7 separate regions of the Homo sapiens genome follow, and all the other regions are linked to region 7. Evidence: read pairs that join two places in POLR2A ChIA-PET (ENCODE). Cell type or tissue: MCF 10A. All regions are shown on one strand.

Evidence for each region. ChIA-PET counts read pairs that join two places held together with the same protein. Peaks named below come from ENCODE experiments on the same cell type or tissue, not always from the same donor. Only the 100,000 strongest peaks of a DNase experiment are listed, where the experiment ranks them.
Region 1: POLR2A ChIA-PET joins it to region 7 with 23 read pairs; 4 of 35 experiments call an interaction of 5 or more read pairs at or near these places.
Region 2: POLR2A ChIA-PET joins it to region 7 with 27 read pairs; 7 of 35 experiments call an interaction of 5 or more read pairs at or near these places.
Region 3: POLR2A ChIA-PET joins it to region 7 with 16 read pairs; 3 of 35 experiments call an interaction of 5 or more read pairs at or near these places.
Region 4: POLR2A ChIA-PET joins it to region 7 with 12 read pairs; 5 of 35 experiments call an interaction of 5 or more read pairs at or near these places.
Region 5: POLR2A ChIA-PET joins it to region 7 with 11 read pairs; 5 of 35 experiments call an interaction of 5 or more read pairs at or near these places.
Region 6: POLR2A ChIA-PET joins it to region 7 with 12 read pairs; 4 of 35 experiments call an interaction of 5 or more read pairs at or near these places.

The regions. Positions count from the first base shown.
Region 1 is chr2:178,130,383-178,134,382 of GRCh38, reverse strand. It overlaps a transcript of RBM45 not described here. Among named protein-coding and RNA genes, the nearest start is that of RBM45, 20 kb to the right of the region's middle. In MCF 10A, CTCF peaks have their summits at 1,678 and 1,888 (motif pointing left); a DNase peak (open chromatin) is centred at 1,902.
Region 2 is chr2:178,277,024-178,281,023 of GRCh38, reverse strand. All of the region lies in intron 1 of OSBPL6 (oxysterol binding protein like 6), which reads right to left. Among named protein-coding and RNA genes, the nearest start is that of OSBPL6, 85 kb to the right of the region's middle. RefSeq lists an enhancer at 3,089-3,589. In MCF 10A, a CTCF peak has its summit at 564; DNase peaks (open chromatin) are centred at 553 and 1,653.
Region 3 is chr2:178,329,908-178,333,907 of GRCh38, reverse strand. OSBPL6 (oxysterol binding protein like 6) reads right to left here. Exons shown (of 25, transcript NM_032523.4): 6 at 2,303-2,356; 7 at 1,154-1,267; 8 at 867-1,037. Among named protein-coding and RNA genes, the nearest start is that of CHROMR, 82 kb to the left of the region's middle. RefSeq lists a silencer at 1-6. In MCF 10A, no CTCF peak of the experiment used is centred here; a DNase peak (open chromatin) is centred at 2,207.
Region 4 is chr2:178,283,391-178,287,390 of GRCh38, reverse strand. It overlaps OSBPL6 (oxysterol binding protein like 6), which reads right to left. Exons shown (of 25, transcript NM_032523.4): 2 at 2,270-2,464. Among named protein-coding and RNA genes, the nearest start is that of OSBPL6, 91 kb to the right of the region's middle. In MCF 10A, no CTCF peak of the experiment used is centred here; no DNase peak of the experiment used is centred here.
Region 5 is chr2:178,294,700-178,298,699 of GRCh38, reverse strand. All of the region lies in intron 2 of OSBPL6 (oxysterol binding protein like 6), which reads right to left. Among named protein-coding and RNA genes, the nearest start is that of OSBPL6, 100 kb to the right of the region's middle. In MCF 10A, no CTCF peak of the experiment used is centred here; a DNase peak (open chromatin) is centred at 1,909.
Region 6 is chr2:178,361,284-178,365,283 of GRCh38, reverse strand. It overlaps OSBPL6 (oxysterol binding protein like 6), which reads right to left. Exons shown (of 25, transcript NM_032523.4): 13 at 3,469-3,602. Among named protein-coding and RNA genes, the nearest start is that of CHROMR, 50 kb to the left of the region's middle. RefSeq lists a silencer at 1,628-1,786. In MCF 10A, no CTCF peak of the experiment used is centred here; a DNase peak (open chromatin) is centred at 1,853.
Region 7 is chr2:178,192,367-178,196,366 of GRCh38, reverse strand. OSBPL6 (oxysterol binding protein like 6) reads right to left here and starts at 1,855. Exons shown (of 25, transcript NM_032523.4): 1 at 1,693-1,855. RefSeq lists silencers at 871-1,165, 1,612-2,301. In MCF 10A, CTCF peaks have their summits at 1,584 and 1,838; DNase peaks (open chromatin) are centred at 996, 1,116 and 1,906.

The DNA of each region.
Region 1 (4,000 bases), 62 kb after region 7:
GGGAAGCACTTTGGTTATTCTTCTGTGCTCAGTATTTCCCCCAGTTTCTGTAGAAAACAGTACTGGTACTTGCCTTTTCACACAGTTCTTGAGTTTTGTACCTCATATACAAACAACTGTTTAAAAATGGTCTTCCGATGCCTTCCTTCTGCCACTTCTGCAGCATTTTGGTCAGACAGGCAGTTTCTAAGAGTCCCACGGTGGTATAGCCTAGGTTAGCTAGCTCACATGGACCTTGACATCCAGATACTGTCTTCAATTCATATATGACAGTCACAGAACTCCCTTTTTCTCTGATAATTACTCAGATAAATTTTCACAGGGCCTCGTAACTTTCTCAAAGTATAGTGGGAGCTGCATTTTCTACTAAGGACAAGACTTTTCTACCTTAAATAAAGTCAAAGCATGGCCATTGTAATGAATGAACTACAACTTGATATTTTAACTGAATATTTCTGTCTGATCTCCTATCAATACCATACCTTCAGTTCCCAGGATCCATGTGTTCTTGAGCTACTGTTTCTAGAAAAGGAAATAATGCAATCCATTTATTAGAATTCAAGTATTAAAATGGAACTTCTTGTCTAATAAGGATGACCATTTTTGTTTTCTCTTTACTGAAATCATATGTAAAAATAACTGCCCTGATTTTTAATAGCGCTTACCATCCACATATGGAACAAAGCCTGTGTGTGGCATACCTCTAGGTGAAAAGGCAATAGATTTCACTTGTTCTTGCCCTCACTGATTTTTAGCTTTAGTATTTATTAAAGCTATTGAAAGTTACAATGTACCTATAAATCAAAAGGTTTTTGGGTACATCAAAAAAGCATTCGTTTTACAAGAAGATTCATCTTACGATTATAAGAACACTCACATACACACAGAGGTATTTCTGTACCCTTTTGATTATTCTATTTCAGTTTTTTTGACAATGATAATTACATCTCCTTCATACTCCTTTGTCATTTAAAACAAATAACATTTACCTACGTACTTCTTCAGAACCCCAATCTTTGGTAATTTACTTAGACAATTCACTTAAAAATAAATGTAAATAAAAATATTAGGTAAAAGCTTTGAATGGCATAAACAATTACTATCCTTTACAAACATCAAAAAATATTCACTAAAGTAAAAAAAGATGGCCTATTATTTGTTATTTGTGAGACTGTGTTCTTCAATTTCTTAATGCAATTCATATTTACTGATATTAACTGAGGAAAAACCAGATGCTTAATTCTAAAAAATGCCCAAGGTAAAAAGACTAGGAAACAACTTCTCGATGCCTTACTTTTACAACAGTCCAACCTAAGGTCCAACATATGAAATCTCTTTGGGCCAGTATATTCCAAAGTGAATGCCACTGACCACCCCATCATAACCACAGCTTGTTCAAAAACTCACCCCAAACCTGCAGAACCAGTATACCTACATTTTAAACAAACACTCATGGTGATTCTTGTGGACACCAAAGTTAAAGAACCACAGTTTTGGCTGGGTGCAGTGGTTCACGCCTGTAATCCCAGCACTTTGGGAGGCCGAGGTGGGCAGGTCACCTGAGGTCAGGAGTTTGAGACCAGCCTGACCAACATGGAGAAACTGTCTCTACTAAAAATACAAAATCAGCTGGGTGTGGTGGCACGTGCCTGTAATCCCAGCTGCTCAGAAGGCTGAGGCAGCAGAATCGCTTGAACCCGGGAGGTGGAGGTTGCGGTGAGCTGAGATCGCACCATTGTACTCCAGCCTGGGCAACAAGAGTGAAACTCTGTCTCAAACAAACAAACAAACAAACAAACAAAAAAGAACCGCAGTTTTAGGCATTTCAAACACCATCATTTCCATCTCAGTGCCTTAAATTAAGATTGGAATGCTGCACTTTATCACCAATGTTTATCACCACCTAGTGGTAAAGTCCCTTATTTCTACTTTCCATGGATTCATTCATACTGAATAGGATCCCAATTAAGAGAGAACAAAATTCAGAGAAAGCTAAAATTTTAGAGTAATAATTTCCTGGCTATTTTTCACTACCTTTTTATCTACAGTAGATGAAACCTGTGAAACTAAAAGTACTGAACATTTTCTAAATGTATTTAACTTTGAAAAATTCTTTCTAGTATTTCAAGGAACATAGTTTGGAACATGTTGCTTTAGAAGCAGCAAATTTGACAGTTGCTTTCAGTAATCTACCATACAAGACCTCAGTTAATGAATTTACAAGAAGGCTTTAATCAGGCTTATTTTAAATGTTATTTCTTATTTTAACCACATAGTTGAGAGGTTTATTGAGATGTATTGCTTATTATTTAAAAAAATTTTTAAAGAAATATATACTAATAAAACTTCACTGTGTTGGCAGTTTTAATAACTAACATTTGCTGGGCATCCAAGTATTTATATATTATGTTCTTATACTCAAAGTGCATCTGAGAAGTAAACATTAAGGTGAAGACATAAACAACTAGATTAATAAATGCAATTTTTTAGGTTCTAGAATTTCCTCATTCTAAGAAAAATCTAAAATTCTGGCTTTTAAAATACAGCTTTAGGGATCAACTGCAAAAGATAGGAAGACAGGACCAAGGCTAAATAACTGAGAGGATTAAGATGAAATGCACTCTGAAGCTGAAGTAAGCATTGTTTACTGAGACATGCAATTGGGAAAGAAAACAAAACAACAGGTTGTACTGAAAAAGCAAAGTGTTTTGTAGGTAGAGAGGTATCATATGATCTCTTTAGAATTTATACTAGGATTCAAAGAAATACATCTAGATAAGGCACTTTACTCTTACCACAACTGTTTGCTGGGACCGGCTGCCTGACTGGTAGAAGGGAGAAACCGGGATCATTTAATCTGAACAGAGAATGTGGAGGGCTGGCCAGGTATATGATAGCTACCATGTGACAGATTCAAGCTCTCCTAGAAAGCCCAGTGAAATACTCTAATAGGGGAAAACTGTAGGAAATAGGATCTTATCTCAATTGTGAAGATTAACCAAAGATGCAATGGACTCAGGTAGGAGGTAGAGAGCTCCTTTCTATAACTGTTACTTTTACACTGTTTAGATTAACCACCTGGCAGAAATATTTTTGAGATAATTCAAGCATTAGTTACATGGCAGAGCCCAATAACTTGTAAGGAACAATTTAATTCCAATCTGTGAAAACTGAACTATGTGTACAGTAAATGAGTTTGGGATAACCACACCTATTTTTTGGTAATTAATCCACAACTTCCCTTGTTTAGGTTTTTCATTGCTTTGTTCTTTTAAAAAATTAAAAACAAAGAAACAGAGGACAGTGGCTATTCACAGGTACAATAACAGCACTCTGCAGCCTCGAACTCCTGGGCTCTGGCACTCCTACCGCCTCAGCCTCCTGAGTAGCTGGGACTACAGTCGCGCCACTGCACCCAGCTTTGCTTTCTCTTTAAAATACATCCTCTGCCTCACAGAAAGATACCTGGCCCAATTCTTGTCAGCAGTTTTGCCTGTGAAGGCACAACTAAATTTTCTTTTCTAAATTTGCTAAAATCACTGACTTTTAAAAGAAAAGATTTTAGTTTTCCAATGGAGATGTCCAAGTATAAGATACTCAGTTATTAAGATTGCTGAATTTAATCTTTCATCGTTTGAGTCAGAATGTGAGAAGTATAATGAGGAGATAATTACGTTTTAACAAATGCATGTCATTTATAATACCTTTTTATAAAAAGTGCCAAATGCTTGATTTAGATATACCTTTTTTATACATATCAATTCAATGTCATAGCTAATAATTTTTTTTTGTTAAAGTTTTCAAAATACAAGCAGAATAGATCCCTAATTTTTAATCTTTATTTAGTTTTAGTTTTTATTTTTGAGACAGGGTCTTGCTCTGTTGTCCAGGCTGCAGCAGCACTATTGTGGCTCACGGTAGCCTCGGTCTCCTAGGCTCAAGCAATCCTTCCGCTTCAGCTTTCTGAGTAGCTGGGACTGCAGGCACACACCACCACGCC
Region 2 (4,000 bases), 85 kb before region 7:
AAAAAAAAAAAAAGTCAAAAGCAATTGCAACAAAAGCAAAAATTGACAAATGACATCTAATTAAACTAAAGAGTTTCTGCACAGAAAAAGAAACTACCAGAGCAAACAGACAACCTACACACTGGGAGAAAATTTTTGCAATCTATCCATCTCTGACAAAGGTCTAATAACCAGAGTCTACAAGGAACTTAAACGAATTTACAAGAAACAAACAAACAACCCCATTAAAAATTGGGCAAAGGATATGAATAGACACTTCTCAAAAGAAGACATTTATGCAGGCCTGCACACAATTGTTAACTCTGACACTGTGTGTTAGAGTTTAAAATAGAAATTTACAAGGTTTTGACTTACATGTATTCTGTAAGAAACTAATCTATTATTGTCTATTTTGCTATTAAATGCACGAAAGTGTATATTTTCACACAATGCATATGAAATGTCAAAGAACAGAGGTTTTGGCTTGTTCTGCAACCATAATTAATGTTCATGCGAATATTCTGTACAACCTTCAAAAAGACAACCAAGATGAAGTGTAGTACCCGCTATAACCTCCAGGGGGACTGAGTACTCTGAGTTAAAAATTACCACCACACTATTAACACATGGTTCAGTTATAACCAATCATCTCTGATAGTTACTCAAGCCAAAAATATTAGAAACATTTGTCTTAATTCAGCTTCAAAAGCTTGATTAGGACATACAGGTTTATATAGTCACATTCACATTCCAAATTTCTAGGTGACATATATTATTTTAGAAAGCCAGAGTTCACTAAGTGGCAATTCAACCTCATTTTATTTAATTTTATTTTTTTTAAATTTTTTTGAGACAGATCTCACTCTATTGCCAGGCTGGAGTACAGTGGTGCCATCTCAGCTCACTGCAACCTCCACCTCCCAGGTTCAAGCAATTATCCTGCCTCAGCCTCCCGAGTAGCTGGGACTACAGGTGTGCGCCACCATGCCCAGCTAATTTTTGTATTTTTAGTAGAGGCAGAGTTTCACCATGTTGGCCAGGATTGTCTAGATCTCTTGACTTCGTGATCCACTCGCCTCGGCCTCCCAAAGTGCTGGGATTCCAGGTGTGAGCCACCGCACCTGTCCCAACCTCATTTTAATTAAGAAATTTCACTGGGTCTTGTTTTACCTTGCACATAAACTGCATGCAGGGCAGAAGTCCAAAGGTGATAAGTGTATAAAGTTCAAGCCTGATTACTGCTTGTGACAAAGTACATTGAAGATTAATCCTTAAAGCCACACTAAGAAATACCCCAGTTAAGAAATATACTCAGAGATAGGAAGATTGGTTCTTTCAAAAAGTATAACCAAAATTGGCGTGCATGCGTGTGTGTGCATGCACACGCGTGCACACACATGCGTTTTCGTACAGCACATCTGGTTTTAACTGAAACACATTCACAATAGGAATCATGTTCTATTTAAACATATCCTCTGTAGATCAAAAAGGATGCTAACATTATCTTTCTAAATCATTAATGAGCAAAAGTTGTAAAGGTTGAAAAGGTTGATTTAAACAAAATTTCCCACACTAACCAGTACTAGCCAGTGGGCGTCTCTGGAAAATCTCATTCAGAAGAGTTTAGTGACTTGGCAATGGTTCCTTCTGAATGGCTCATTCAGGAAGCAAATGATCCATTATCTTTGCAACAGAATTTTCCTTTAAGCTATGTGACTAATCCTCCCAACAGCCTGGGTTTTGCCCACATGTTCTTGTCTAGTGCATTCCCCGCACATTCCTCTCCTTTCTTATTCAAGCCCATCAGAAACCAAGATGTAGTCTACCAAAGATTAGATTGTCCCATGTAGCTACTAGGTAAATGCATATAATGCAAAATGGAGACAAGATTAAGCAAACCCCAGCACTCTGTACAATAATAAAGAATTCCTAAAATAATAAAGACAACCAGAAGAGTTATCTATGTAATCTAGATAGCAAAGTCTATTTCATACCAAAAACAAGAAATGAGACACTTTTGATCATTTTCTCACATATGTGGGCCATGGTTTTATTTCAATGCTCACACCATTTCTACAAAGAAGGATTGGTCTTAATTTAGGGTTCAACATTCTAAATTGCTTTTCTAGAAATCTGTAGCACAATACACAGTACAACACCTTTTTTTATTATCTTGCTTACTTTGCCTATTGTCACCACTAACTTCATTAGTGAAAAGATAATCATTTTGCTTTTTTCCACTGGCAGCAATGTTTAGACAAGAAATTGATTTTTCTTTTCCTACCTATGAAAGTTTCAAGTTCACTGAGGGTATCTAAGTCTCTGGAGAATATAGTTTAAGTGCCACAATCCAATAGGTTTAATGGAAACAGGTTGTGCTGGGGTAACTTCCTGAAGATGAAATATACAAATTTCAGTCATTGTTACCTAGTAACTACTGTGGCTTTCTTGTTAATAAGTAAAGAGCAAAAGACATTTAACCTCAGAAAAGTATCTTATCTCATTAATGTTACTACATATCAAAGAAGTTAAAATTCACAAGCTGAAATAACATATCAGAGTTTTCATATCCACCACTAAGTATTGATTGATTAATCCACAACAGTAAGTCAATTATGTAGTTATTATATATAAACATCAAAACCAGACTCTAAAGAGGATCTAGAAATGTAACAATCAACAAAAACCAGGCTCTTGCCCTTAAGAAATTTAGAGGGCTCAAAGCCCTAGATAACAGGAAAAGGTATGTGAGTAATCTTTTTAAGTTACAAAAGCAAAATATGTACTATGAATATTGATGGCATGAAAATAATTCTAGCTTGGCGTTTGTGGGCTGGGTGGGAATCAGATCAGAAGAAGTTCCTCAAAAGAGGAGGCATTTGAAAGATGAGTAGATCAGGCAGAAAATGGGCATGCAGGGATGAATAAAGGACATTTCAAACAGTGAGAAAAGTATATGAAAATCAAGAGACGGGAAAGTGTAGTCTGTAGTTCAGAGCTCAGAGCTTAGGGGACAAAGGAGGAGAGTAGAGCAGGGGAAGCCAGAGAAAAGGTTTGAAACAGCGTGGAAGGTCTCAAATGCTGGTGAGAGATTGAATTTCACTGTGTGGGCTGTAAAGAACAGGAGCGAAGTTCAGAACAGGAGAGCCACGTGATCATACTTCATGGAGGGGGATCTAGCCGCAGAACAAACGGGAGGAAAAAGACAAGAGAGAACCTCAGAGATCAGATGGGAGGATGAAGCAACCTGGGAGAGTGGAAACAGGAGGGGACAAACCAAGAACTAACAGTGGACAGGACAGAAGGTGAACCTAGACAGCCTCACGTGTTTCTTGCCTTAGCAAAATAATCAGTGAGAAACAAAACATTCATGATTTTTCAGAAACATGATCAAAGTATAACAAGATATTTTATTTATAAATGCTAATAAACTATATACCCTAATAAACTAATTTGCTCAAGACAAACATAATTTTCTCAGTCTATCACAGTTCTACCATTTAGCCAATTTTTTCAGATTTTTTTGTTTGCATATAACTTAGATCTAATTGACAATATTTCTCTGAGGGTAGGGAAAGTGTTTTCTTTCTTCAAAATTCAAAAGCCAAGCACAGGGAGGACTTGACATTTATTAACCATTCAAAGATTTTTTTCCCCCAAATTAAAGAGTATTGTTAATGCTGACAAAAATTCAGATGACTGATCATACAGCTAAGAATTCTGAGTAGAGGCTATTTAAAGGAATCTGCAATTTTATTATTCCCTTGACAACATCTGTGTGAAATCCAAAGAATAAATATTACAGAAACCACTCAATAGTTCTATTATTCAGTTGAATAAAATTGCATAAAAATTAATAACTCCATTAATTCTAAAACACTATAAACATGCTTAGGACACATCCTAATCTTCTGAAAGGAGTATGCTCTAAAGAAAGAGTTAGCAAACTTTCTGTAAAGGTCCAGATCAGTGAATATTTTAGATTTTGTGCAATCCCTTGATGAAACTACTCAGCTCTGCT
Region 3 (4,000 bases), 140 kb before region 7:
CTGAACTTTGGTTATTTGAAAGATCAGAGACGAATGAGTGCCAAATGCTTAACACAGTGCCTGACCACTTAAATAGGCTGCTATTTATATTATTGTCACATTCTTGAGCTCACATGTAATTACTTCATGGAGAAATTTAATAGCCTCTCATGTATATATTATAGGTCAAGACACAAAGGCAAGTTTCATTTTCAAGACTGAGGTTTTCTTATTACCATCCAGGAAGGCACCTGATTTCTGAATGTTGATTAAATAAATGTTTACTTACTTCCTAGTATTCCTACAAAGCCACATAAAGTTAAAAGGTAGTCCGTTCATAAAAGGGAAAATTAACTGCTAATTCTCTTGGTGATCCACATTTCTGCCTAATTTATACTTGCAATTAACTTTCATGCCAAATGTCACTGTTGTCTTCTGAGTGTTAGTTTACAAAGCAAACCTCCTCTTTCTGGTTTTCCCAAATGAGACTCAGTTATGCATTTGCATAATTTTCTTTTTTATTTTATTTTATTTATTTATTTTTGAGACGCAGTCTTGCTCTATTGCCCAGGCTATTCAGTAGTGGCACAATCTTGGCTCACTACAACCTCCGCCTCCCAGGTTCAAGCAATTTTCGTGCTTCAGCCTCCCGAGTACCTGGGATTACAGCTATGCAGCATCACATTTGACAAATTTTTGTGTTTTTAGTAGAGATGGGGTTTTCACCATGTTGCCCAGGCTGGTCTCGAACTCCTGGCTGTCAGGCGATCCACCCGCCTTGGCCTCCCAAAGTGCTGGGATTACACACGTGAGCCACAGTGCCTGGCCAAAATTTGCATAATTTTCTAAGCAATTTTCAGGCTGGTTTTTATAGAACAAAGTCATACCTTTCCATCCATTACAGAAACATTAGCAGCTGGTGAGGATTCAGCTGTGGACGTTGAAGGAAATATGTGAAAACTAGCATCTCTTGGTGATCTCACAATTTCATTCTGACGATACAACCGATGATGTCGCAGTTTGGAGACCCATGCATCAAACCAGTCCTGGGATTTCACCTAAAACAATGAACGAGAGGAGAAAGTAATTGTAAAATAACTCTCCTGCCTACCACTGGTGTAGGCAAATCGTTTCCCCTGATAATGGCAGAGAAACTGTTGAAAACTGATTTCACCTTCAAATGATAGATGTGCTCTTCGGTGTCAAGGTCTATTCTTCGAGCTTTCTTTTTAATTGACATGACTGAGAGTCCCACATCTATGCTCCCATGGACCTTTCCTTTCTGAATCTGAAATCAAAAGACTAGTAAATAGGCTGAAAGGATATATGATTTGATGTTTCTGTACTGTATTTAAGTGAACTCAAAGTAATCTTTAACTTATCTATGGGAAGTGGAATACTACATATACCTCCTTAACAAACAGAAAATAGTTAAGGTTCTATGGATTAGGTTCTAGGACAGTTGATGTTGCAGTGACTTCACGTCAATTTTTATAAATAAGACTATTCATCTTATTCCTGTTTTGGCATAGAATGTAATACTAATTCTTCATAATTCTAGATTGCACAGCTTATATTCTCCCAAAAGGACATCTTTAGCGGTCCTAAAATAACTGCGGTCAATCTTTGACGTATAACCCAGAACATCCCTGAGTAATCAGCTGGCAGACAGCTGCTGGGGCAGAACAGGGCAGCTGGGACCAGAAAGCAAGGAGCAGCCAGCTCTTCCTTCTGGCTGCTCCACTGATCAAGGACATGGCTGATTCAATGGCAGGGATGGGGACAAAACTGAAACCTAAGCCTTCAGTTACTTCCCCTACACCACAATGATGAAGGAAGGAATTTTCCAGTGTTACATGCAAACTACTCCTTTGTATACTAAACAAAAACAATTTGAAATAATTTTTGTGAATTGGGATCTCCAAGATAAAAAGATGTATGACGTAGAAATAAAATTTGTAAGATAGTTTTTAAAAGGACATTGACAAGAACAGAGCAGCACACATAAAGCAGAGTTTATTGGAAGATGGAGGAAAAAAGCCCATTTGCGTTTTCTATCCAAGTGACAGAAGGTGATTTTACTCATGCGTCACTTTTAAGGTTTAAGCTTCTGTTTTTAATAACACACATCAAAATAGTTAAATCTTCATGCACTAGGTTGACACACTTTAGAACATGGAGGTTTGGGAGCTTGTGAAATCTTACAGGCCCAGACATGCACAAAGCTGGTAACTATGGCACAAGGCTTGTACAATTACAGTGTTTACTCACTTCAAGCAGAATTCGAAATCAACCTTTGAAACATGTCCTGTGTGCTACTTACATCGAGTGGTGCCTTTGAATACTTTAACATTCCATTATCCAGGACAAAAAAACGCTGCAAGAACCAAACACCCCCAGTTACTGTCTGTATTTTGAATTACATAAAACATTCACAAATGTGGGTCTAATGTTGCTTGGCATTTATTAATCAATATGTTTGATCATTTTAATGTATCTGGATTCAGTGCATTTGGCCACAGTCAGTCACATTAAATGGTAAGGAGATAAGAGCTCTAGTTCCATACTGTTAACCTACCAAGATTCTTTTATACATAATCCAATGGGGATGGAGTCTTTTCACCATGATTTTTCTTAACAGGGGAGGAATCTGAGGACCTGAAGCTACAATCCCCTGAATGAACCACATTGGGATGTTTTTCAAAGTGAGAAATGATCACAGTGACTCTGTAAGGAGCTCTATACAGGTCTACAGGGAATTTTTCACCGTGAATATAAACTTCTGAATTTTCCCTGGATACCACAGACAATTCCTGAAAATGTTCATGTCCATTACAGAAGCCAGTGGACTGAATCTATGAATAATGAATTATCTGGAAAATTTAAGTGGGCTTAGTAATATGCTTGCATCTCTAGTTAGCAAATGTTTGCATTCTACCATTAATCAAAGAGGTTGAAAATTATTTCTGAACTACACTAAGGGTAAAAAAAGAGAGGGGTTTTTGGCAATTTTTTCTCCTCCAAGATAATCCTAGTACAGTCTGAATGGATTTGCCCTTTTTGCTCTACAAACACTCAGGAACTCTCAGCTGTTGATTTTTCTTCCACGGGCAATTCACAAGAGAACAAACAGCTCCCAGGGCCCGGTCAAAGAATGGGTCCTGTGCCCTCTAGTTCTACAGATGCAAGGAATTTTTCTGTTCCTGGCAAATTACTCTGCTGGTAAGTTTTTATGTGATTTGGGACCTCTTAGCTGCTAAGATGGCAGGCAGTCAGGCCTCGGGATCGCCTTCTGTAAGTACAGTGGCCTTCTGTGAGTTCTGCACAGAGAACCCCTATGAGTTCTGCACAGGACTGACAGAAGGCCACTGTAAACCCTTTGTTACAGGTTCTGCGGGACAACAAGTAAACACTGGAAAAAAAGAGTCTCTACGGTTGAAAAACACTTGATTAAAATCAGTTGCCCTTAACTTGGTCAATCAAATGGGCTGACATCTGAATAAACACATGGTGGTTGTAGAGATCAGAAGAAAAGACAACAATGCAAAGCAGGCCCTCCTGTTATTTATGTAGCAAAATGTTCAAAGGCACGGTCTAGAAAGTTGCTGCCAAACCACAGCCAGTTTTGTTGAAACATGGACTGAAAGTGCTAAATTAAAGTTAGCAATTCATACAAAATTTGTTTCTTTGACGGTTTTTTCCTGTGGTTTCCATTTCTGTCTATCCAAGAATTTCAGCAGAGATCACCTATAGCATATCATAAGGAAAGAGATTAGCAAGGCCATCAATTTGGGGAAACACAAAGGATGAAAGGCAACAGTGATTGTAGGAAGGAGGATGGCCAATTGGCGAAAATCTCAGGAAGAACGACAGTGAGGACAGGTCCTTGGCACTACGATAATATTATGGGTTCAGGAAAGATCGTTTCTGACAAGGAAGAAGGCACTTTCAGAGACAGGGCACCGGGGCAACATTTCCCATGTGTTCATTTTTAAGTCTTTCCCTTAAAACACATAAAATG
Region 4 (4,000 bases), 91 kb before region 7:
AAAATAAAAATCCCACCCATTGGCCTTCTTTCCTATGTGCCTCAACATTTAAAAATGGATACCAATCAAGAAGAGATTTACAATGTGTCTGATGTATCTAGGGGGGAGAAATGGATACCCTGTGGCCTGAAATCTGCTTAAATAACAGGCATTACCAGTTGGACTCTAAATGCATTATGGGAAAATATCTGTAAATCTTATTTTTTAAGTAAAATAATTTGTTTTTTTTTTTTTTTTTTTTAAAAAAAGAAGAACCATTGTTTTAGGAGTATGTCAGTTTCCCCACGTTGAGTTTAGCTAATGCAGGCACAGAAATGCTATGCCTATAAGGACCCTATGATTTGAAATGCTTCCATGGTTAAAGTATTTTATTACCATATAAACATTTGGTTCAATATCAAATTGACAGAAACATTACGCATGAATTTCATTTAGCAACAATATATAGCAATCAAAGATGAGGAAAGACAAGTTTGTGAGTAACTACAACTCACTGTGATGGAGGTATGTCTAACTCTGACGGCAAGATTTCTCAATGCTAAAAGCTCTGCACATATAGAGGGCATAGCATTACTGTTCTCTGAGTCGCCCTGGTGTCCAGAATGAGTGAGGGCCTAGAAAATGGACTCTAAATCCCTACGGGGGTCATTCAAAAAGAAGGCTACTTGGTGAATCAGTTTACGTCCCTGGAACCAAAACAGTCAGATCAGGCAACTGAACTCTTAGGTCATGAAATATCAGACCCTGAGATGACACCCTCCACATCTGGAAAAAATGATGCAGAGCACATCACTATGAAAATTAGATCTCCTTAAGCCCATGGCCTGAAACATCTTATCTTTGAAAAGTCTTCTTACTTCATAGGTAAGCCTGGCTGGCAAGTGTCAGCTTCTCAAAGCTCATACATTTTATATAAAATAATAAATGCTAAAATAATAGCAGAGGATAAATACTAATAGAATGTTATATTAAAGTACATAGAAGTGACCTCATATACAGAGAGCAGAAGAAATTGATGCTTAAAGCAGGACTCTTGAACTCAAAAGCCTACGTGTCCCAGGCAGGTGCCATAATCTGTAAGATTGGTTTGGTTAAATATTTAGGGAATGCAAAATACTAGCAAAGTACAGTTACTAGGATAGTAACAAGACCAGATTTTTAATCTTCCAAGAGAAACCAGATATCTGATCTATCTGATTTTTATGTGAAGTTTCCAGATTTTCAAATGTTGGCAATTAATTTTCTTATAAAAAGAAAATTTTTACAGGTTAAAAAATGTTAGCAAAAAATTTGGCCTGTGGGCTACTTTGCAAGCTCTAATCTAAAATGCGCTTTTAAACAATACAGTAATAAACAGAAAGCTTCTAATATAACAATGATTACACTAAATTACTGAGCCTTGGTTTCTGCTCTACCAAGAGGAACCAGTCCACGCTAGGAAAGGGCGGGAATGGCATCAGGATACAAAAGAAACTTTCCCAAATCATATATGTCTGAATTGTCATCACCACTACCACCACCATCCCTGTGCCCCTGGCAAATAAGGTTTGAGCAGAGGATGTGCAGCTTGTAAAAAGCTCCCGAAGACGATTAATGCCACAAACTTCCACCCTGGGGATGGCTGACCTTGAAGAAATAGAAAGCTTTGGATAACTGGGAGGGTGCAGCTAAGTGGTGAAGACCACAAACTCAGTAGGCCTAAGATATCAAATAGTTATATAAAGCGGCTCTAAAATAATAACCACAAATATCAAAGATGACAAGGATACCACAAAAAGTATTGCTAGTACCACAGCCATTTCAGTCTCATGAGCAAAAAGAAAAGTTGACTGTCTCATTGTTTACTATGGAAGATTATAAAAACTGGATGCATTTTAAGAATGTGTACCTGTAGTCAAATGTGGGTTTGTGGATATGTGTATAAAGAAAGCAAGGATAACATTTTGGCTATTTTAAGGTTTAGGTCTGCACGTTCATTGCTCAAGAAGGGAAAAGCAGTATCATATTTCCACATGATGCCAGACTACATACAGAAAACAGAAAATGGTTACCAAATATTTTCACATTTTTCTACTTCCTATCCTTAAAAAAAAAAGAACTTTTTATTATAAGGATTATGACATATTATTTTAAGATCTGACATACAAATAAGAGATATAAAGAAACACCTTCCTGTGACTTTGTGGTGTCCCACTAATCTGTTGCTATTATTAAGCGCTGCCTAACCTAACCCTGCTTTTGGTTTTAAGCTTGTGTTCTTCTAACTCACCTTGCACCTTGGAGTCAAAGTCTTCCAAGTCAGCTTTATGGTCAAAGCTGTTTCACAGTGATTTATCCTCAGATGCCTGCAGCTTTTCTCCTTGGGACATGATATGTCTTTGACCTTGCTGGGGCTATCTGGGTAAATTATAGGGGTGGCTCCTTAATATCCTTCTGTTGCTGTTTTCCCAGCAAGTGGCAGAACCTGAAAAAGAGAGATTACAGTCATATAGTACATCTTTACAAAACTTTCGTGAGCCTCTCACGGGGACTGCCTATGGCCAATCAGAAAATTCCTCCCAATTTATCTTTTGAACAGGAAGTTCATATGGGTACATGCCTCAGCTTTTTATCTCCTTTGTTCAGTTTTATGTAACCTCAAAGACGTAACCACTGACCTTCTCAGTAATCAGTAACATTCATAATTTACATCTCACCCAGAGCTTGGAGTATGAAAACTCTCAAGTGATATAGCAAATATTTCCTAAAAGGGGACAAAATATATTCTCCAGGACCACATTTAGCCCTCCAATTAAATATAAACCTCAACAGGGCTTTTTTGTTTGTTTGTTTTGTTTTGAGACAGAGTCTCGCTGCAATGCCCAGGGTGGAGTGCAATGGTGTGATCTCGGCTCACTGCAACCTCTGCCTCCTGGGTTCAAGTGATTCTCCTGCCTCAGCCTCCTGAGTAGCTGGGATTACAGGCACACGCCATCATGCCCAGCTAATTTTTTTATTTTTAGTAGAGATGGAGTTTCACCATGTTGGCCAGGCTGGTCTCGAACTCCTGACCTTGGATGATCTGCCTGCCTCGGCCTCCCAAAGGGCTGGGATTACAGGCTGAGCCACCATGCCTGGCCCAATAGAGTTTTTAAAAATAGTAAGTATGAAGTGGTTTCATCATACATGCACATAGATGTACAATCTCTAATGCCCTGAAAAAAACGCATGAACAGTCTCTAATTTGCTGTAGAAGAGAACTGTAGCCAAACTCCTAGAACAATCCTCTAGCAAGAAGAACAGACTCTATACATACTATAAAAGAATATAGTTTTTAACTTGACATAATTTCTCAGAAAGCAAAGAAACAGTATGCTATGGTTTGGATATAATTTGGCCTCACCAAGTCTCATGTTGAAATATGATCCCCGGTGGTGAAGGTGAGGCCTGGTGGGAGGTGTCTGGGTCACAGGAGCGGATCCCACATGAATAGCTTGGTACCATTCTGAGGGGTGAATTCTCACTTTTATATCCCACAAGAACTGATTGCTGAAAAAGAACCTGGGACTCCTTTTCTCTCTCTCTCTTGCTTCCTCTGTCACCATGTGATCTCTGCATAACAGCTCTCCTTCATCTTCTGCCACGAATGGAAGCAGCCTGAGGCCCTCACCAGAAGCAGATGCTAGCACCGTGCTTCTTATACAGCCTGCAGAACCATGAGCCAAATAAACCTCTTTTCTTTACAAATTACCCACCCTCAGGTATTCCTTTATGACAACACAAATGGACCAAAACACAGTATTTTTACAAGAGAATAAATTCATCATAAGATAAGAGAAAAATGTGACAAGTAATCCAAAGAAGTTACTCTCTGATCCTGAAACATGACAGACGTTTTTATCCTTCCAGCCATAAACCTCTCTAGCAGGCTCCTTTATTCACAAGCCAGCTTTAAAAATCACTCCCTGGGTTTGACTTTTTCAAGCCTATCCTTTCACTCTGTTTTAGTTTTCCTTTTTTT
Region 5 (4,000 bases), 100 kb before region 7:
AAAAGCAACTAAAAATAGGCTGGGCATGGTGGCTCACACCTGTAATCCCAGCACTTTGGGAGGAAGAGGTGGGCAGATCACCTGAGGTCTCTAATAAAAATACAAAACATTAGCTGAATGTGATGGTACTTGCCTGTAATCTCAGCTACTCAAGAGGCTGAGGCAGGAGAATTGCTTGAACCTGGGAGGTGAAGGCTGCAGCGAGCTGAGCTCGTGCCACTGCACTCCAGCCTGGGCAACAAGAGCAAAACTCCATCTCAAACAAACAAAAAACTAAAAATAGATTGCCATATGATCCAACAATTCCACTTTTAGGTATATGCCCCAAAAGAACTAAAATCACAGGCTAAGATACTGTACAACCATGTCCATAGCAGCATGTAGCCAAAATGCGGAAGCAACCCAAGTGTCCATCAATGAATGAATGAATATATTTAAAAAAGGGTTATATCCATACAATGGAATATTATTCAGCCTTAAAAAGGAAGGAAATTCTGACACATGTAATGACACAGATGGACCCTGAAGGCATCATTTTAAAGTGAAATAAGCTAGGCACAAAAGAACAAAAAACAAATACTGTATGATTTCACTTATATGAGATATGAGGTATGCAAAGTAGTCAAATGTATAAAGACAGAAGGTAGAATGGTGGTTATCAGGGTCTGTAAGGAGGAGGAAATGGGAAGAGTTGTGTTTAGTGGTTACAGAATTTCACTTTGAAAGATGGAAAGGTTCTGGAAATGCATGGTGGTGATGGATACCAAACAATGTGAATGCACTTAATGATACAGAAGTGGACACTTCAAAGCAGTTAAAATGATAAATTTTATGCTACATATTTTACTACAATAAAAAGTTCCTGAATCACCAGCTATTATGACTTCTACAATATGCAGACATTAATTTTATACTATTTTGTGGTCAAGTTTCATCTTCTTTATGAAATCTTTCCAACCTATTAGACAGAATTGTCACGCCAATCTGCATTTCTTCTATACATACACATACATATATTTCTGAACATATACTGCACTGTATTTATTTGACTTGATTCTGTAAGATCCATGAAGGTGAGGAGTATGTCACTTTTCTCATCATAGTCAAATGTCATGAGCCACAAAAGCCATTCAGGTTGTTTACTGAGCTTATCACTTTAATTAGGACTTAAATCTTCCATCATTATATCCATTAAATAACATTGATTGTGCTTGCAGACTGTAGATATCCACCCTAATATTAGTTCTTTTTCTTTTCTAATTTTTTTGAGATGGTGGTCTCACTATGTTGCCCAAGCTGCTCTTGAACTCCTGGACTCAAGCAATCCTCTCACTTCAGCCTCCCAAAGTGTTGGGATTAGAGGCGTGAGCCACTGTACCCAGCCTAGTTCTTTAATTTTACTATATTTGCCTAAAGATAACCCAAAATAATCCACATGCTTTGTAGACTGGAGTTTCCTATCTGTTCAATAGTGAGCTGGAGAGAAAGACTGTACAAGGTTCAACATTCCCAAGATAAAATCTCTCAGTTGTCCTAAAAAAAAAGGCCTGCCAGACTGCTAACAGTACTATAGGGGCCTGAGGGACATTAGGAATAGGAAATAGATGCAGTAGCATTAATTCTTTCAAAACACCACTGATGGGTTAGCCTGGCCACACAGAATTATGGCACCTGGCACCTGATTTACTAGATACCATCTACTAATTACAACATCTCATGGTCAGGAATCTTAAGCAGAATTTTGAAAACCTGTCATCCTCCAGAATAGCAGTGTTTATGCAAGCCATTACCCACATATCAGGATGTCCAAAATTCTACTCGTGTTGGGCATTCGAGCATGAGTGTTGGTTTCAATTATTGCTCATTCATTGTTACATGAGAGAAGGAACAGCTGACATAACCGAGAATCCACTGCCAGGTCCCAGGTTCTGCAGCCTTGTGAACTCATTTAATTGGAGTGTGGTAACCTTGGCACGTATCTAGTGGTGAGCTGGAGCTGGCTTGCACTAGCTCAGGAGCTATGTGCATCTCTCCCCAGTTTAGGGCTTCAAAGACATTCCCCTGGGACCTTGAAATAGACTATGGTGGGAGTATCTATGCCATGTGAATGCTTCAAATCTGGGCTTTTTGTTTTGTTTTGTTTTGTTTTTAAGAGCTGATTGTTAAACATTTGCCAGTACACCAGTGTGTGTGGTGGTTTTCATTGTAGTGGTTTCTCTTGTAGTGGTTTTCATTTTTATTTTTACTCTAAAATATCCCATGGATTGCCTGGGTTTGAAGCCAGTCCCAACACCGCCATTTCCTAGCTATGAAACCTCAGGCAATTTACTGAAGTCTCTCTTTGCTTCAGTTTCCTCATCTATAAAACAGGGATAGTAATAACTCTTCTTCACAAACCCCAAGCTTGGGAAATGGCAGTGCTAATCATCTACTACATAGGTTCTCAAGGGTACCATTGGGATCAACGTGTCACTTGGGAACTTCCTGGAAATGCAAATTCTTGAGTTCATCTATGCTTGTGAATCAAAACCTCTGAGGGTGGTGCCCAGCAATCTGTGCTTTAATAAGCCTGCCAGCAGGCAGCAGGTATGCCGAGTTGCCAATTGGGCCCCATTCTTCACTGGCCTAACACCAACAAAACTAGGGAATAGTAACACAGTATCAGACACAGAATCACCGCCAACTCACAGACCTAAAGCCCCAAAAATAAAGGAATTGCTAAGATTTTTCCTCTGAAATTAAGAAAGTTTTGGAACAAGAATTTTAGAGATAATTAAAGCATGTAGCATTTAACCTGTATATATTCCTAAATGGTTTTTATACTGCAAATTAGTTTTAACAACTTTAGATAGCTTACAAAAAATGACTTTCTTATAAACACAGTACCTCCATTAATTTTTTATTATAATTAATCTTTAAATAATTTTATTTTTATTATAATTGTGTTTTATTACAATTTTTATTATATAAACACAACACCTTCCAATAAGGAAAACAAATCAAAAAGCTCTATCATGAGCCCACAGGACTTCCATTGTCCACTAATCCTTGCAATTGCAAAGTGTATCAGATTCCAGATTCAGTAACCCAAGGAGATAACCCAGTCACTGTCTTTGACTAGATGGGGGATGGAGGGTAGGTGGTGCTCTGCAAAGCTTTCATGCAAAGGGTCAGACAGAAAATATTTCAGGCGTTGTGAACCATACAATCTCTGCTGTGGCTACTCAAACTGCCGTTGTAGTGGAGAAGTAGCCTTAGACAATATTCAAGTGAATAAACATGATTATGTTCCAATAAAACTTTATTTATAATAACAGGCTGCATATTTGGCTTGTGGGCTATAGTGCTGAACCTTGGAGTAACCGCTAGACTATGAAATAACAAGATGCATTCTTAGAACCAGGTGTTGGCAAGTACTTTCAAAGACTGTAGATTACTAAACAGCATCCCATGGCAGGCAGGTCTGTTAATCTGCACTACAGTTGGTAAATCATTTACACAGGACATTCTGAATTTAATTGCTTCTCACCAACTCCAGATTTCCCTATCTCCCCTAACACGTGAAAGAAGATACTTTATGCTTGCAAATGTACAAATTGAAAAATATTAATAAGATAAAAGAGGAACTTGTTTTCATCAAAGTTTTATTTATAATGTTAGTTTCATTAAAAACCCCATGAGAAAAAGAATTGCTAAGATCCACCTGAAGGATAAAACCCTAAGTAGTCCAAGAGTATTTTAGGAAAATGTATGAACTAAAAAGAAAAAAAGACCTCGAAAATTGCTAAGAGAGTAGATTTTACATGTTCTCACCACAAAAAAAAAAAAAAAAGCTAATGGTGAGGTAATGCACATGTTAATTAGCTCAATTCAGCCGTGCCCTCAAGTCTATATATTTCAAAACATGTTGTACGTAATCAAAATATACAATTTTGATTTGTTGATTTTTAAAAATCCAGAAATGTTCCAAAAAAAAAAAAAAATAGCTGTGGTGGCCGAA
Region 6 (4,000 bases), 170 kb before region 7:
GCAGCACTTTAATCATTAGACATACATCAAATAGGACTTATGTCAAATAAAACATAGGCTTTAAAAGTTTTAGACTACTTAAATAAGTTTTTTATTTATTTATTTTTGAGATGGAGTTTCACTCTCATTGCTCAGGCTGGAGTGCAATGGCATGATCTCAGCTCATTGCAACCTCCACCTCCTGGGTTCAAGTGATTCTCCTGCCTCAACCTCCCAAACAGCTGGGATTATAGGCGCCCGCCACCACGCCCAGCTAATTTTTGTATTTTCAGTAGAGATGGGGTTTCGCCTGTTGGCCAGGCTGGTCTCGAACTCCTGACCTCATGATCCACCCACCTCGGCCTCCCAAAGTGCTGGGATTATTTTGAGCCACCGCGCCCGGCCAGCCTGTCGTTTAAATGTTAATGTTCTCTACAGCAGCAGGAGCACCACTGACCATTTTATTCTGACTGCATTGCAACTCGTCAACATCTATAACTGCCCTGATATGCAGGGGCATCCATCTTCCTCTCTAGCCTAGACCTGTCTTCTGAGCTCTAGACATAAATATCTAATTGCCTGTAAAATGCCCCACAGACACCTCAATCTCCACAGAAATCCATCATCAAATACCTAAAGCAAACCAGCTCCTCTTGTAGTCCCACCTTGGGGACAATAACTTTCACATACCCAGTTATCCAAGCAAAAACCCTGGACTGTCTCGACTCTGTGTCCTTGTCCCTCTCTAACATTCCGCTGATCTCCAAGCCATGCTGATTCTCCCTCCTGGGTGTCTTTGAAATGTATTCCCTCCTTCCACCAATGCTGGCATGGCACTTCCTCAGTTTAGAAATATCTCAAATGTACAAGCTATTCTCAAATTATCTCAAATACCATAAGAATCTGTCCAACTAGCCTTGCCTCCCAATTCCACCTACCCTCCATACTGTACCAGAGTAATCTTTCTAATATGCAGAAATATGCTGTAATAGTTCTAATTTCTGGCATTATCATTTACCAGTTAAAATTGTTAACTGATAGGATAAATCCAAAACCCTCTGTGGAGTCCCTGATGAGCTGGTTCTTGCCTACTTAATCAGCTACTCTTAAGAGTAATTCTTCCTTCTTCATCTCCTACTTCTTCCACTATGAACTACCTGCCATTCTCCAGACACCTCTCCAACGGCCTAACCATGAATAACAATTTGTTAGAAAGGAAAGAACTGTCAGTAAACTTAAATACCTTAAGCAAAGGCTGCTGTGGTTTCCAAAAGGGAGTCCACACTTAGAGGTGACGGGAATAGATGGCCAGTGGGGGTGCGACTACGCCGAGGGGAAGGCATGGACACACACGGGGATGTGAACATCACCAAAATGCTGGGATGACACACAGCTGCAAGCACTGAATTATCTACTGGATAGGCTGTAACGGTCTATTTGAAACTTAATAGTTCCAAATTATTTTCACATCTTTTAAGGCTAAAATTGAGATTTTTTTGTAAAAATAAAAATAAAAAATCCAACAAAAATCTATTGAGGCTCTAACTTTAGATGCAAATAAATATGTGTTGACAAGAGAGGGAAATATGTTAACCCCAAGGAAGCACAGTTGATCAAATTTTGCTTTATTTTACTTTTATCATGTTAGCATCAGACCCTTCCTTGTGAGCGGCTGCTGTCTACTCAGGCCAGGTTCAAGGTCTGATTCCTCCAAGAAGCCTGATCTGTGGCTCTGCTCTCAACTCAGGGATCTGCCATTCCTCTGAGCAACCAGAGCCCGGGAAATGTGCACCACCATGTACTGCTCTGAATGTACTACGGTGTGCTCCATTTCACTGTTTCCTGCTCATCTCATGAATCAGATCACGAGCTTGCTGGGAACATGGCCAGGGCTACTTTAACCTTGGTGTTCTGTACCTTGCACAATACCTAGCATATAGTCACCCGAATGGAATACAATGAATAAGGGAATGAACAAATGAATAACTGTTGTAAAATTTCTCTTCATAATTATTTCTAATCTCACCTGAAGCCCGACCCGAGATCTTTATTTACCATTCTCTGTTTCACCTACAAGCAAATAAAAGCAAGCAAGCAGGCAAGCAAGAAACAAATGCATTTTCTTGTTTTTCTTAGTAAAGCTTGACTTCTAACTCTAAGCCTCCATCATTAAATACATCTGAAGGAATCATTGCAACACTTAGGGGGACAAGAATGTATTTTATATGTTTACAAGATGACATTTGAATGTTTACTTGACCAATATTTTGATCTTTCTGATTCACGATACTTTCAGAATAATGATTTGGAAGACCAATTAACGTCAACTGAGTGTTCGACCGATCCATGACATGAGAAGGGTCCAGGGAAAGCCATTAAAATGTTCTTCTAAATAAAGCCCTCTGAAGACTGGCAGAATCGTAGCGGATTTTCACGCTCATGCTCCTGAGACCCCTGGCTTTATACTGGAAGCAGCATATGCCCCTCAGCTGACAGTGTTTTATGGATAATGCAGAAAGTGTGGCCCATATAACAACATCCATGACATGAAACTTAACACTGAAAATACGCCGACAGTTCAGGGACGTAAAACACGGTGACACGGTGTAAGTCTACTTTTTAGGGACCGAGGGAAACTGTTCAAGCAGGATCTGCTCCACGCGGAGAACCACTTACCCAGGATTTGCTTGCTCCTTCACTCTGATCCAAGGCACCAGGAAGTGAATAATATTTTATATAGACACCGAGTTCTCACAAAATCACATAACGACATTGAATTCTTAAAGGAGTTAAGTCAGTGCATTTATAGACTAAAGAAAATACTTACTTCTAAGGAACTACTCAGTTGAAAAAAGCATAAGCACAGCTCTAAAGGATTTTTATCAGAAATTTCAACTTTGATATAGATACATAGGGATTTGATTAGTATTAATAAGATCAACTCTATAATATATATTGAAATATAAAAGTCTAGTTCAGGGAGCATAACTTAGGAAGAAAACCTCAAGAGTGCAAATCAGAAAAGAAAAAAATGAGTGATAGTAATCAGTAATTTTAAACAGATTAAGATGTAAGTGGGAAAAATATTAAGTGTGGAAGATCTAGTACATTTTTAAAAAATATTCACTATTGGACTGAATATATCCTGGAACACATTTCAGATGTATAGGTCAAATAAATGCATAATTCTTTTTTTAAAATGAGGGGCTACCTTATAAATGACCTTAGAGAAGCATTAAGTGTTCAATTGGCCAAAATTACCATTATACGCTTACAAGCAAGTTTGGTTTATTTTCACTCTTACCTTGAAATTTTGGGGAAGAAAAGTAGTAAAATCTAATACTGACACTGCAGTCTTTTGGGGGAAATTCTGCAAACTGTACTATCCCCATGACTAGCCACCTCCCTGCCAGCCCCCCATCTTTTGATCTTTCATCTTACAGGGTTGGGAGTGTGTCATGTACATGCAAACACACACTCTTTGCCTACCTGAGACAGTGACTGTCGGAGCCGTGCCATCTGCGTGCTGTGGCCTTTACTGTGATCCTGCTCGGAAACCATCTGCTTCAGCTTCTCCTTCTCTATAGCTATGCTATTAAATGCAGACTTCAAAAGAGAATGCACTGGGTGGGGAGAAAAGTGAGAAAAAACTGTCAGATATGTGCAGAAAGAATACACAACATTATAAATTTCTCCAGACTTTCACTCACAAATAGGCATTTTTTGGAAAGGCTATGTAATAGTCTAATTAAAAATCAGCCTTCAAAAGGAATCTTTATCAGGATATCTATACTCCACACAAATATTACAATGGCAATTGATCAGAGTGAAAAATTTGTTTTTTATACCAGACAGGCCAACAAAAATCTGGAAGTAGCATGTAAAATATCAAGATCAATGCAAAGTATCAATATTTAGAAATTAACTTATAATCCCTAGAAAGAATAGGGAACAAGTTTACTTGCCATATTTGATTATCATATTTGAGCAGTTCTGTGTAGCATAAAGTCTCACATAAATA
Region 7 (4,000 bases):
AAAGCCTGAAATTTTAATTTCAAAATATTTCATTTTTACCTTAAGAAAAATTATTTTTTAGGGAAAAAATATATGAACTCCTACTGCAAAAGAATAATAATAATAAAATCCACCAATCAGGGCCTTTCCCAATGAGGGCTATGCATATTCTCTGTAGGTGATTATTGCTGAATTACACTGCAGCTTCCCTTCGACCTTGGGAACCCTGCTAACTCTCAGAGTTACTGCGAGGTCTTCTGTTTCATTTATTATTAGTCTTTGTCTCCGCAATGCTGTAGCATGTGATAGAAATATCAACGTTGTGAGCTTGCAGTACCCAAAACTGTAGAAATGTTTCCAAAAAATAAAGCGGGGGTTGGGGGCGGGGGGAAGGATGAAAGAAGGAAAAGAAACAAAAACAAAACAAGAGGAAAACAAAGTTAATGTATTAAGATGGGAAATTTCTTATTTTTACCTTGTGAAGACTACATTTCCTAATCAGCTTAGTGATATGTAACCATTAGTATGCAATTTTTAAATTTAAGAAAAGATGTCCAAGAAAATTATTTAGAAAAAAAAAATCACAACTGAATATAATAGACAATTGGCTAAACTTAGCCCAGCAATTTAAAAATGAAAGTTCCTATAGAAAAAACCTTACAGGATTTTGTGTCCAGAAGAGAGAAATAATCTGGCAACCCAGTGGGTTCACTTAGTTTCGTGTCATTTGCTTCATGTCCATTATGTAATGCTTCCCCTAGCTTTAGGTCTCTATGTTTAAGCAACCGTTCAGGTATATCATAGAATTGTCACAAAATCAGTATCTGGTTATAACTTTCAAAAACAGCTTAAAAGGTGCCTTGCAGATGTGTCTATACGCAGCAGAAGCTTTGGGGAGAAAATCCGCTTGTGTCATTACTTCTCCAGGCTTTCTCCTCAGGTCTCCCATTCCCTCCTCCCCCAGCATCCCCGGCGACACGATCTGCGGGCAGCTCCCGGCTTGATGCAGGGGAAGCACGTCTTGACTGCAATGCAAACGCTGTCCCGGTCTGAACCAGGGAAGGCAGACTTGGCCCTGGCCGGGGGAGTGGACGGAGGCTGCCGGGAGGGCTGCAGGGGCGCCAGCAGCGGGTGGGCAGGGGTGCCCCGCGAGGGCAGTCCGCAGTGCACGCGCACAATAAAACCCAATGCACAACTTCCCCAGCCGCTCCTCTCGGCTTCCCCGATTCCCTGAAAGGTGCGGCGTAGGCGTTAGCTCTCGCGGGCGCGGGCGCTCTCACCCGCGCCGGTTCGGTTTTCCGCTGACAATTACATCAGTCCTTCTCCCTGCCCCTGCTTCAATCCCCAGGCAGCCTGCGGGGAGCAGGGGCGCCGGCCCGCGCGAGGGAATGCGAGCGCTAGTGGCAGGCGGCCGGAATTCCCTGGCAACGAGGGGGAGGGAGGGCGGCAAACCGGGACCGCGATACAGACGCCCCCTCCCATCCCGGCCGCGAGAATGGGCTGACACCGCCGCCCCCACTTCCCTGTAGCCCGGGCTATCGGCCGGGGGCGCCTCCAGGGGGACGGCGATGTCCTGGGGACCCGAAGCTGCGGCTGCCCACCCACGCGTCCCTCGGGGTCCTCGGCCCGCCGGAGGCGCACAATGCCCCCGGGCCGCGATGCGGGCACCTTGGCGCCCGCCCCAAGCAATCCCTTTGCAGCTAGGACACCTACCTGGAGGGCGAGCGGTGGCGCCGCGGACTCTGCGGCGGCTGCGCGGCTGCGACGGGAGGCAGGAGGCGGAGAGCCGGCCCCGGCAGGCGGACTGGCGCGCGGGCTAGTGGAGGAGAGGAGGCATGGGCGCCGCCTGCACCGAGCCGCGATCTCCAGCACCGACAGCGGCGGCGGCGACCGTGCTGCGCCTCCAGTGGTCCGCTGCGCTGCAGCCCCTCCTCTCCCACGGGCGGGGCGCGCTGGCGGGGCGGCGCTCCGGGTTCCCCGCCCCCGGCTCCCGCCCGTCCGCCCGGCTGGAGTGGAGCGGCAAGCGGCTGGGGCTCATGCTGCGCACCCGCCCTACCGGGCGCCCCTCCCTGCGCCGCCAGATGGGCTAAGGACCCGGCGCCCTGCGCCCTGGTCACGCGGGGTCCCACAGCCAGGGCTCTCCCCTGGCCCGGCCTCCGTGGGAACCCGTGGTGTCCCGAGATCACCCGCAGTGGAAACCCCGAGTTGCCATCCGCGGGCCTGCGCGCAGTAGCGGAGCCCTCGCCCCGCGCAGTCCGGCGGAGGTGAGCCGGCCGCGCTCGGGAGGGTTGCCCAGAACGGCTCCAGCGCTCGGCCCAGGAGCGCCGCAGCCGGGAGCACTGCGGGAGACCGAATTCCGAAAGGAACGGCTGCCTGGCGGCCTCCGCTCGGGGCTGCCAAACCCATGTCCCTGGGCGCCCTTCTGAGGTCGTCATTTCATACACTTACGCGACTGTGCGTGCCTGCTCCCGTCCCTGACTCGCTCGGGAGCAAAAACTTCCCGGGCCCAGAGAAACACCTGGGTTCTGCGAAAGGAAGAGCCGGTTCCTTCAAGCCCCTGGCAAAGCCGATCAAAGTCAGTCAGTCCCGCCTCACTACAACCCTTCCACACCCTTAAACCCTTCCACACTCCAAGCCACTCCCGGCCTGCGTTCGGTGTGCAGATTAATCTAAAGGCAAATTTGCTGGGAGGGACGGGGTAATGTAAATATTTGTACAGACATTCTGTAAACGAGTGACTGCGGACATGTCAATATTTCAAGACATTTGTGTCATCATCATCTGGGGGTGGGAGGCGGAGGGGGAGTCCAGAGGACATCGACTGGACTTAATGGGAGCTATTACAGAACATGCTGGGGTGCCTTCAAAAATGGAAGATATTGCTTACTAATGAGGCAACTGTGATGGCATTTCATTGTGCCCTGTGCTGACAAAATGATTTGCTATGAAACATAGTCGACTTTATGCACTCCTTCCCACATGCAGTTTCTCTTGAATCTCCAATCTCACCTGTTGGATTAGCTTTTTCCATCTAGACTAGCAATGTTCTCATGTCCTCTGGTCACAAAATAATAGATGCGGGACCCTGCGACAATGGCAGTTTGTCCTTCATTCCTTTGCTGTGAAGACAGGCTCCTCAAGGGAGCAGCTGGGATGCTGACCTCTGCTTCATCACAGCCACCCTTTCTACTTACTCCTTCTGAGTTCCATTAACAGAAACTCTACTGAAATGGCTTTCTCCCTTAAAAGAAAAAAAGCTAAAACCCATGTATTTAAAAAGAAATACAAAAGTGTGAACGGAAATGAGAGTACACACAGCACACAGAATCTTTACCTAAAGAAGTTCTCTAGGCCCGGCGCGGTGGCTCACGCCTTTAATTCCCGCACTTTGGGAGGCCAAGGCGGGCGGATCACTTGAGGTCAGGAGTTGGAGACCAGCCTGACCAACATGGTGAAACCCCGTCTCTACTAAAAATACAAAAACTAGCAGGGTGTGGTGGCAGGCACCTGAAATCTCAACTTCCCGGGAGGCTGAGGCACAAGAATCGCTTGAACTTCCTGAAATCTCAACTTCCTGGGAGGCAAAGGATGCAGTGAGCTGAGATCGTGCCACTGCACTCCAGCCTGGGCTACAAAGTGAGACTCTCAAAAAAAAAAAAAAAGAAAGAAAAAGAAGAGGTTATCTAATTTTTTCTCTGAACCCCTAATAGCAGAGAACCATAAACTATGGGGAAAGAGAGGGGACTACCACAACCTAAATCTCACGTTTTAGTGTAAGAATGTTCTCACGCTTTTCACTCTATTCCATAGTATCTATGTGTGTTTTAATAGTTTTAAAAAATGGCTTTAAACATCAGGGGAAAAAAGTCTCCCCCCATCTCATTGATTAATGGTCAAATAAGAGGTAACGGTACTACACGCATCCATCTGGGGAAATGGGTGGATTAAACACAGCGGGCTGTGCGGAACTAGAGATCAAGGCAGTTTCTCCACCCTATTGGTGCATCAGTGTATCTTGAAA